Linked DNA regions of Homo sapiens: region 2 is linked to region 1. The links are chromatin loops, found by intact Hi-C in ENCODE. Cell type or tissue: GM12878. All regions are shown on one strand. Links, peaks and the distances in the headings refer to the core of each region. The heading gives the core; the rest is flanking DNA.

The links. Peaks named below come from ENCODE experiments on the same cell type or tissue, not always from the same donor. Only the 100,000 strongest peaks of a DNase experiment are listed, where the experiment ranks them.
Region 2: it touches region 1 in a loop (6-fold over the local background); 1 of 110 quality-filtered maps calls a loop at or near these places.

Annotation. Positions count from the first base shown.
Region 1 is chr10:93,265,076-93,270,459 of GRCh38, forward strand. No RefSeq gene overlaps it. Among named protein-coding and RNA genes, the nearest start is that of CYP26A1, 190 kb to the left of the region's middle. RefSeq lists a silencer at 2,488-2,537. In GM12878, for the core only: no CTCF peak of the experiment used is centred there; a DNase peak (open chromatin) is centred at 2,676; H3K4me3 peaks cover 482 bases; H3K27ac peaks cover 916 bases.
Region 2 is chr10:93,122,619-93,128,002 of GRCh38, forward strand. No RefSeq gene overlaps it. Among named protein-coding and RNA genes, the nearest start is that of CYP26A1, 51 kb to the left of the region's middle. RefSeq lists enhancers at 1,237-1,306, 1,397-1,456. In GM12878, for the core only: no CTCF peak of the experiment used is centred there; DNase peaks (open chromatin) are centred at 2,193 and 2,493.

The DNA.
Region 1 (5,384 bases), core at 175-5,174:
CTCTCCTTCCTTCAATTTCAGATAGTCACACTTTGTGAACCTATCCTGGGATCTTAGGGGAAGACTAGATTCTTCAGTCCCCTGAAACTGAAAATCATTTGTCGTCCTATTATAGTGACAATTTTTTTTTTTGATATGGAGTCTCACTCTGTCGCCCAGGCTGGAGTGCAGCGGCACTATCTTGGCTCACTGCAACCTCCACCTGCCTTAGCCTCCCGAGTTCAAGCGATTCTCCTGCCTTAGCCTCCTGAGTAGCTGGGACTACAGGTGCATGCCACCACGCCCAGCTAATTTTTTGTATTTTTAGTAGAGATGGCATTTAATCATGTTAGCCAGGATGGTCTTCATCTCCTGACCTCGTGATCCACCTGCCTCAGCCTCCCAAAGTCCTGGGATTATAGCCGTGAGCCACCGTGCCTGGCCTATAACGGCAAAAATGTTTTATCACTGATATGAAAAATATTTTTTAAAGGAAAATCAGTGGAAAAGTTTTGCTGGTGTTTCTTTGACAATTGTCACTGCTGAGCTTATTTTCATGTGAACAAGACAGGCTTTCAGCTTTCCTGAGTTGTCAAGTGATAGCTTAATAAAATTTGCTTTCCAAGTACTTATTCAGAAAAATTATCCAAAATTTGGAAATAAAGCAAAGACATTGTTGTGTGTCCTTGTTTCAATGACATACTAGAGAACTGTCCAAGAAGCTCACTTAGAGATCATCTTGTGCTCTTGGAATTATTATTTTGCTTCACTTACTCTTTACTATTTATATGAACTGAATGTTTGTGTCCCTCCTCAAATTTGTATATTGAAGCCTTAACCCCCAGTGTGGCTGTATTTAGAGATGGGGTGTCTAAGAAAGCAATTAAGATTAGATGAGGTCATAAGAGTGAGACTCTGATGTGATAGGATTAGTGTCCTTATAAGAGACACCAGCTTGAACACACTGAAGAAAGGCCAGGTGAGGACACTGTGAGAAGGTGGCCCTCTGCAAGCCACAAAGAGGGCTCTCACCAGAAGCCAAACCAGCCAGAACCTGGATCTTGGATGTCAAGCCTCTACAACTGTGAACAAGTTAATTTATATATTTTAAACCACCTAGTCTTGGTACTTTGTTGCGGCAGCCTGAGCTAAGACATTATTGCTTAACGTTCAGACTCTGTAACGTTGGGCATTCACTTGTAGAAGATCGACAAGTTGCTTGTGGATGTTTCTAGTAGAGATGTAAATTATTTCTATTTGTAGAAATGAGAGTGCAAAGATCAGTTTTACTGACCTGTAGGACAGTAACCATTTTATATCTAATGTCATCTGAGTTTCAGTTTTCCTGCTTTGTAAAACACCAATAACAGTTCCTCCTTCATAGGGTTGTTGTACCACTAAATGTAACACATGTAGCACTTGTAGGGCACTGCCGGACACGTAGTAAGCTTTCAATTAAATTACACTCACTACAATTATTTAGATCGGAGGTCTACAGATGTGTTTTGTTGGGTTTGCACAGCATTTAAAAATATGAGTAGCCAATAGGTAAAAGTCAGGACATTTCACGTATTTCAGATGTTAACGTCTCTTTAAAAATCAAAATATTAGTCAGTACAAGGCTTAAATTATTATATGGCAACCAACAACTTTAAGTTGGTGTCATCTGCCCTTTGGGATGGGCAGGTGTTTTTCCACTTGCCATAGGCCACATCTGGGCCCCTTTGTTCCTTTATATTACTTTCCAGGTCTCTGAGGCGCCAACCCCTGGTTTAGAGCATCATCTTCTTGTTCCCCAATTGAAATGACCTTCAGCCCAGTTTCCAGAGGCTCCAGAACCAGGACCTGCCCAATAGGACCCCAGTGGTACTTTAGGGGAGCGCTTCAAGTGCTCATGGTTCAGCCTGATAGTATGGGACGTCTTCACAGAAAATTGTCCCTTCTCATCTCTTCCCCAGCCCTGCAGGAAGGGCGTGGTATACTCAAAGTACATACAGTAGACATCCTCTTGAGGCTTTCTGAGATGTAGCATCCTGCCTAGATAGTCTTGGTGACTTAGCAGCTTTTAGCCCTGTGTCAAATCACTAGACTAGCTGATAATAATAGTAAACTTTAACATGAGTCCCACTCCCCGCCATACTGGTCACTTGGTGTAGAATCCTCCAAACAACTTGAAGTAGGTATCACAGGTCCACAATCTGAAATTCCAAAGCTCTAAAAACCCAAATTCTTCTTGTAGCGAAATCTAACCTGAACCAACATGAAGCTATATATAGTCTTTATTTTTCCCGCCTAATATAAATACTCTGACATTTTGCTGCAGAAATGGTAATGTGTTTGATTACTGGGTACTGCCCTAAACCCTGCTAGAGGTATGGTATTCAGACTGTTCCTTCTAGAATTTGAAAACCTGGCTCCAAGTGTTTCAGATAAGGTATCGAGAATATATATTATTCCCATTTTATAGATGAGGAAACTGAATCCCTGAGAAATTAAAACAAGAAAATCCACATTATCTCCTGACTGCTCATCAGCCAGTCCTTCCTGGATGGCCTTGGGCACCTTATATTGACTGTCTGGATTTCAGTTCCTCTTTCTATAAAATGACAGGTAGCACTATTAGCTGTCATACACTGAATGGATTTTAGGTCATTTCGTTCTCTCTAAACCTTCACCACAACGTGGGTGTTATGGTTATTATCCTCATTTTGCTAATGGAGAAACTGAAACTCAAAGAACTGAAACAATTTGCCCAAGGTCACCCAGCCAGTCAATGAAGCACTGACATGTGAACCAGTTCTGTCTGTATTTGGCATCAGACACCCTTTCGTGGGATTCAAGAGCTTCTTGCAGCTCTAGGAAGAGTACCTTTCTCTTATATCCCTATCAGATTTCTTCAGTGAAAAAAATGCCTGGCCCATTTTATCTTTCATTCTTTATATTCCAGCAGCCACCAACCTTATAGAGAGGCCAGGAAAGCTTTGAAAATGATGTTTACTGTCCCCTATCTCCTGCCTTCCAGGGAAGGGTTCAAACATGTCAACTTTCAGGCTATTGCAGGCATTTCTAGGACCCCGCCTCAGTGGTCTGTCTCTCTGGCTTCCTGCTGTAAAGATTTCTGCAAGTAGGTGCAACATTTCTCTAGGGGCTTTTGGCCCCAGTAGGTCTGAAGCCAACAGCTCCTGTTAATGAGGTCTGTTCCTCCTCCCACCATCTCTCCTGGATGATTCTCCTCCTCTCACATGGGGGACACGACACAAATCACAGGAGCTTCTGGCTGCCTGTGCCTGAGAACCCTGGCCTCACTGAAAGTGTTGACGGCCTGGCAGGAGGAGCTGTCATCTTCTAGACAGTTCAATTGACCAAGCAAGGAGTGGCTCATTCTTGTAATCTCATGTTTTCCAACACAGTTGTTGAGAAAAACTGCCTCTTGCTCAGAAATACTACAGCGGTTTGGGAAGTCAGCTGCCTGTAATCATGGGCACTAGTGGATTCTAACTGCCCATCAAGAGAGGCTGCATGGAAGCAGAGGTGCAGGCACAGGGAGCTGGTATCTCCCTCCCCATCCTTTATCCCTCTGACTTTGAGCAAGACACTTGACCCATTATAACTATTTCCTTGTCTGGAAAATGGGGATAAAAACCTCCAGTTCTGTCTATCTCATAGGACTGCAGGGAGAATTGCAGTAGTAATAGATGTGACAACCTTTGCAAACATCACATACAACTATGTAAGCCTGAGGGCAAGGGATGAGTTATGGTTATGTGAATTATGGTTACCTGTGGAGGGTGTCCAGGTTCTTGGTGTCTTGAACAAAGAATTGGACAAAACACACAAAGCAAGGAAAGAACAAAGCAACAAAAGCAGAGATTTATTGAAAATGAAAGTAAACTCCACAGTATGGGAGTGGGCCTGAGCATAGGGGCTCAAGAGCCCTGTTACAGAATTTTCTGGGGATTAAATACCCTCTAGAGGTTTCCACTGGTTACTTGGTGTAAGCCCTATGTAAGTGAAGAGGATGAAATAAAGTTACAAAGTCATTTACTCAGTGTATGCCCTATGTAAATGGAGAGGATATATGTTTCTATTTGATTTAGTTCTAGGAAGTCAGCATGAATCAGCCTTATGTTCCCTGCCTCCAGACCCTATTCTTCTGCCTCAGTTAAGCATGAGGAGCAGAAGCCAGCTCTACAAAGAGATGAGATCAAAAGTTTAGTAGATTGAACTCCAATAGGTCTTGACGATGATCCTTACATACGTATTTCCAAAACATATCTCTCTTTCTTGTTTCAAGATGACTGCAAACTACTGGGTCTTAGAAATGACTGGAGAATTTTGTTTCTGTGTGTCATTTGAAAGCATTTTTATGCCTTAAGATTGTGGCCAACACAAGGAATGTAACAGGAGTAAAAATCAAGAGAAACAACAGATAACAGAAACAAACCCACACCTACTTCTGGAAGTGGAATTATCAGGGACATATTGTAAATAAGCTTTTTATTATGTAAATTACAAACTTGAACATATTTGAAGGAAAAATAGGCTCTAAAAAATCTAGCAGATATGGAAAAGAACCAAATAGAACTTCCAGAAATAGAACACATAGGAACCGAAATTAAACACACTGGAGTTTCATAGAAAAGTTTAAGGGACTGCCCTAGTTGGGAGAAGATGAGAGGCAAGGCCTTCAATGGAAAGGAACATTAGGCTTCGTATAATTGGAATTGTGGGTGATGAGTGGGAGGAAAAGAAATAAAAAAAGCTGTAGAAATTGGACCTCTAAGAGCTTTAGGAATCTCAAAGATGTCAACTATTTTGATAACCATAGTAGCCTTAGCATCAGCACTAGGGCCATTTCCTCTTGCACCAGACACCAGAACTTTTTGGAGAAAAGTGATGGAAGAGGGAGGCACCACCAGCTCTTACTGTCATTTAGAAGTAGCACCCTGTCTATAAATTCCAACTGCAACCCGGAACAAGAAAGAATAATTGGCAAACTCAGGAATTATTCTTGAAAATCAGCTCTAATTAAATGAAGACTACTTGTATTTTCTAATTTCATAGTTTAAAAATTGAAGCCCGGAATTCAGGTTTATGAAATTTTTTTCAGGAAGTGAGGCTTCTTATCAAAGTGAAAGTTTACAGGAATGAATAGAAGTAGACATCTGTGAACCTCAAATATCTGAGACAGGTCTCAGTCAATTTAAAAGTTTATTTTGGCAAGGTTAAGGACACGCCCATGACACAGCCTCAACGTGTAAAATGTACACTAGTTCTGTCCTCCAGTAAGGTGGGACAACTTGAAGTGGGGGCTTCAAGGTTAGAAGTAGATTAGAGACAAAAGGTTACATTCTTTTACGTCTTTGATCAGCCTTCCACTGAATATACAATTGAGTCTGCCTCAG
Region 2 (5,384 bases), core at 317-5,316, 140 kb before region 1:
TCATGAAAATACACTCATCCCTCATGAAAATATATTTAATTTGGGCACTTCAAACTTAAAGTGACAGTGATCCATTCTCTCAATAGCTTGCACTGGCCACACAGGGGTGTGAACAGTTCAACTGGTTCCAACTGGACAGGTTAAAATATTCCTCTAGAATTGGAATCCCAGAGGTGTTACTTTGGCCAATATGTGAGTTCTAAGCTGGCCCCAAACTCCAACCCAGTGACATGCTCCAGTGAATGGCTGTGAAGCTATTGCCTCATGCTGGGGGTCTCCTCGCAGTGACTTCCTAAATAGGGAAGATTGTGAGTAACAGTGGATTTTGTTGACAAAATGACTATGCCAGCTGTGAAACTTACATCCTGCTTGGCAATATAATAACTGGCCATATCTTAAGTTACTATTAAACATTTACATCTGATGTAATGTAGAGATGGTGAAACCCTGTCTCTACTAAAAATACAAAAATCAGCTGCATGTGGTGGCACGTGCCTGTAGTCCTAGCTACTTGGGAGGCTGAGGTGGGAGAATCGCTTGAACCTGGAAGGCGGAGGTTGCAGTGAGCCCCAAACTCTTGTAAACTTGGGGGCACATGTGATATAGGTAGCTTTTTGAGGGACAAAGACGAATCATTTGATTATTCGACAAATATTGATGGAGCATCTGCTCTATACTGGGCAGAGGGCCAGGTGCTGGGCTTACAGTGATGAATAAGACAATGTGGTCCCTTGTGGAACATATATTATAGTGAGGAACACAGATGAGAAATAAATGAGTAAAAAGCAACTACTTTTGTGATTAATGTTTGCAGGTAACACATGAGGGGCTGCGTTAGCTAATAATGAGGTAGTGATGGTGGGTTTCAGGCTGTTCCACATGCCGACCACTTTTAGTGCTAGGGCCTTGGGGGTTTCACTAAAAAGAGGGTGGAGGCTGGGTACGGTTGCTCAAGCCTGTAATCCCAGCACTTTGGGAGGCTGAGGTGGGAGGATCACTTGAGTCCAGAAGTTTGAGACCAGCCTGGTCAGTATAGTGAGATGCCATCTCTATAAAAAATAAAAAATTAGCTGTGTGTGGTGGCACGTGCCTGTAGTCCCAGCTACTCAGGAGGCTAAGGTGGCAGGATCACTTGAACCCAAGAGTTCAAGGTTACAGTGAGCTATGATTACACCACTGCCCTCCGGCCTGGGTGATGGAGCGAGACCCTGTCTTTAAAAACAAAAAACGGTGGAGAAATTTAATGCAGTGTCAGATCACAGGAGTCATTTGAAGTATGACACCTCTTTAATACACCTGAAGTTCTCTTGAAAATAAGCAACAGGAAGCAGTGTGAATCCCTCTTGAATGCTCTGGTGAGCAGCCCTTCACAACCTCCACTCAGAAGCTGATGGGCTGTGTCTCCAGGACAAGAGACTAGAGGTGGGCCTTTTAGGTCCCTCAGACTTTGCCGATGGGATTGTAAATTGGTACAACCTTTCTGCAAAAGTTTTGCAGTACGTATAAAGAGTATTAAGTGGGGTAATCCATTCTAACCCCAGCAATCCCCCTCCAGAAATTAATACTGAAGAAGTACTCAGAATTGAAGACAACAGATTTCTGATAAAGTGTTCATTCCAGGGTTGTTTAAATTAGACATGATAGAAGAATATATAGTACTTATGGTGCGTTTACATGATGAATTACGGTACAGTCATTTTTTATGAATATTGAATGCTGGGAAATGTTCACTATATAAGTTAAGTGATAAAGCAAAGCATGAAAGTATAACAAAAACTGAAGAATGGTAGAAATCTTTTTTTTTTTTTCTTTTAAACAGAGTCTTGCTCTGTTGCCCAGGCCGGAGTGCAACGGTATGATCTTGGCTCACTGCAACCTCCATCTCCTGGGTTCAAGTGATCCTCCTGCCTCAGCCTTCCAAGTAGTTGGGACTACAGGTACATGCCACCATGCCTGGCTAATTTTGTATTTTTAGTACAGACGGGGTTTCACCATGTTGGTCAGGCTGGTCTCGAATTCCTGACCTCAAGTAATCCACCTGCCTGAGCCTCCTAAAGTGCTGGGATTACAAGCATGAGCCACAACGCCCAGCCAGGAGTCTATTTTTAACAAGCATAGAGATATACGTGTGCAAAAGAGATTGTGAAATGTTATCAGTGGTTATCTCTGAAAGGAGGAAGTCAGGTGATTTTTTTCATCTTTAAACTTTCTGTGGTTTTCTAAATTCTCTTCAATAATCATGTCCTATTTATAAACAAAGGAAGAAATTTAAAAGTCTACCTTTACTTTAAGTAACAAATAAAAGTGTGTTCCAAGGTGAAACTGCTTCTGCTAGTTCCTGAACCTAAGGGGTTGTCAAGTCTTGGAAAATAGGGAAGAAGAAAAGTAAATCTTCTTTAGGAAAAATCCTGCAGTTTCCTTACCCCCACAAAGGCTGTGCTGTTCATGCCTTCTCTGCTGCTACCTTAACACATCTTCTGGCAATAGTGAAAATGAGTCTGGCACATGAAGAGCCAAGGAAGGAGTATTCCCCCGGGGTTCGTTGGCAAGTTCATGATAGCCTAGGTGTAAGACACAAAGGAACTAAAAAAGCAAGGGCTAACATTTATTGAGTGCTAGCTCTGTGCCAGTCATGATGCTAAGTACCACAAGTACCACTGCCCCCTCCACCACCAAACACACACCCCTGTTCTTTCTTAATGTATTTAACCCTCACTGTGACCTTATGAAGTTGGTACTGTTGCTATTCTCATTTTAAAGATGGGAACACTGAAGCCTTGTATTAGGTCGCTCTTGCATTGCTATAAAGAAATACCCAAGACTGGGTAATTTATAAAGAAAAGAGGTTTAATGGGCTCATGGCCCTGCAGGCTTTACAGGAAGCATGGTGCTGACATCTGCTTGGCTTCTCGTGAAGCCTCAGAGAGCTCTCAATCGTGGCAGAAGGTGAAGGGGGAATAGTCATGTCATATGGCAAGAGCAGGAGCGAGAGAGAGAGTGGGGGCAGATGGCATACACTTTTAAATGACCAGATCTCATGTGAACTCAGAGCAAAAGCTCACTATCACCAAGGGGATGGCCCAAGCCATTCATGAGGGATTTCCCCCATCATCCAAACACCTCCCACCAGGCCCCACTTCCAACATTGGGGATTACAATACAACATGAGATTTGGTGGGGACACACATTCAAACTACATCAGGCCTAGAAGGGTGGCATGCCGTGATCACACACACCTAGTAAATGGTATTGCCAGAACTTGAATCCAGGACGCAGCTATGCTGGGGAGTGGAAAAGTCAATGAATAGGAAGGAGAGAAGGACAAATGATGGGAGAAACCAACATGGATATGAGTGGGAGGCCAGTAAGCGCTGGGTCCTCTGCAGTCTGGAGAGCACAGCAGACTGGGATGCCAAGAAGCAATCTGGAGGGGGGAAAGATGGCTGCCTTCATTTAAGAGGGCCCCAACAGTTCCAGCACAGTCTCTTAGGAGGGCCACCCCTATGACCTGGACAAAGGTTTCTTCCCTGTCAGAGCAGCAATAAAAAGATTAACAAAGAAATTGTTTGTGACTGATTATGAATGCTGGTATTTGAGAAAGTTTTTCTTAAAGGTTAAGAAAGAGGCACAGAGTTCTGAAGAGAACTTCTGGGCACCTTCCAGGACCCCCCAGGTTGATAGCAATGCTTTTCATTCTAACTTCACTTTGAACATATGGCTTTTCTGTTCTGTGACACAGACAGGCGAACTCCTGGAGCTAGCCTGATGTTCATCAGCTTCTGTTGAGGTTGTTTTTGCGACCTAGATGGAGAGTGAAGTTGGAGGCAGGTAAGAGGAAGAGTTTTCAGAGGTTTGTGAGCAAAAGAAAAGAAAGAAAATAGTCAGAGGTTTCATATGAAAGACAAATCCTGGTTCTGGTTATAGAAGGGGAAGTGGTGGCAGGAAAAAAGGGAGAACACAGCCTGGGTGGGGAGCCTCTCCAGGAGAAAGAAGTGAAGGGAGGACCAGTTCTTCATATCTGTCACCAGGGGGCAGCACTGGCACAATACAGCTTGGTTGTGCCTTGTATTCCAGTTCCAACAATTGGTAGGTTGCTTAGGGATGCAGAATTCCTGAATAACTAACACGTTATAAAATTAGTACACCTTTGAATAGCTCTGTTTCCTTCCACCTGACTTAACATCGACATTTTTCCAAGCTAACAACACATCAAAAAAATCATGCAAGAATACAGGATTTCATGAAACATTCTAAAGGGTGATGTTGGAAAAGTCCTATGGTTTCTGAAAAAGCTATTGAAAATGTGGATATCACTAAATTAGTCCACTACCAATTGAAGAAAAGAATGGCAGCAGGATGCTTCAAAACAGAATGACTTGAATAGGAAAGGCTTCAGGAAATGGGTGATATCTTGTAATATTTTTGTGAAAATGACTATTTTTATGATCATGCTATAGAATAAAACCTGAAGTGAAGGTATTGCTATTGTACTGTCATGTAATGTTGGCAGAAAATTGCACCAAAACCCCTGAAACTAATTCATTTATTGCTTGTTCTAAGAATTAGAGCACATTTACCATTATTTTCCAAATTTGGTCATATAAGATGAGATAAACTTATTTAGCTTTATTTAAAAAATTATTTTTATTAGTTTTTGTCATTTATTATGTTACCATTTACTAAAATTTTTAAGTTTTGTTTAAAGAGGTTTCACTTTGAGTATGAGGATGGAAAAAAATCAATGAATAGGGAGGAGAGGAGGACAGTTATTACAGGTAAAACAGCACTCCACAATCTTAGTTATTATTTTTATTAAAGTGTAATTTTGTGTTTTTGAGACAAGGTCTGGCTCTATCACCCAGGCTGGAGTTCAGTGGTGCTATTTCAGCTCACTGCGACCTCCACCTCCTGAGTGCAAGTGATTTTCATGCTTCACCCTCCCAAGTAGCTGGGACTACATGCATGCACCACCATACCTGGCTAGTTTTTGTATTTTTTTTAGAGACAAGGTTTTGCCATGTTGCTCAGGCTGGTCTTGAACTCCTGAGCTCATGTGATCCACCTGCCTGGGCCTCCCAAAGCACTGGGATTACATGCGAGAGCCACTGCGCCTGGCCTAAAGTGTAATTTTTCTGGCACCAATTTTACTTGGATATGAGGGCAGTATGTTTAACATTTGATCTTAACAATAACAGTTACCCTTTATTGCATACAATTTACCAGACACACTTTGCGTATATGACTTCATTTGATTCTCACAACCTCTCTAGGAGACAAGTAGTATTTTTAGTACCATTGCAGTGAAGGAAACTGAAGATAAATAGTAACCTTTAAGGGAGGAGACTACCCCTCATATTGTCTTATGCCCAGTTTCTGCCTCCAAA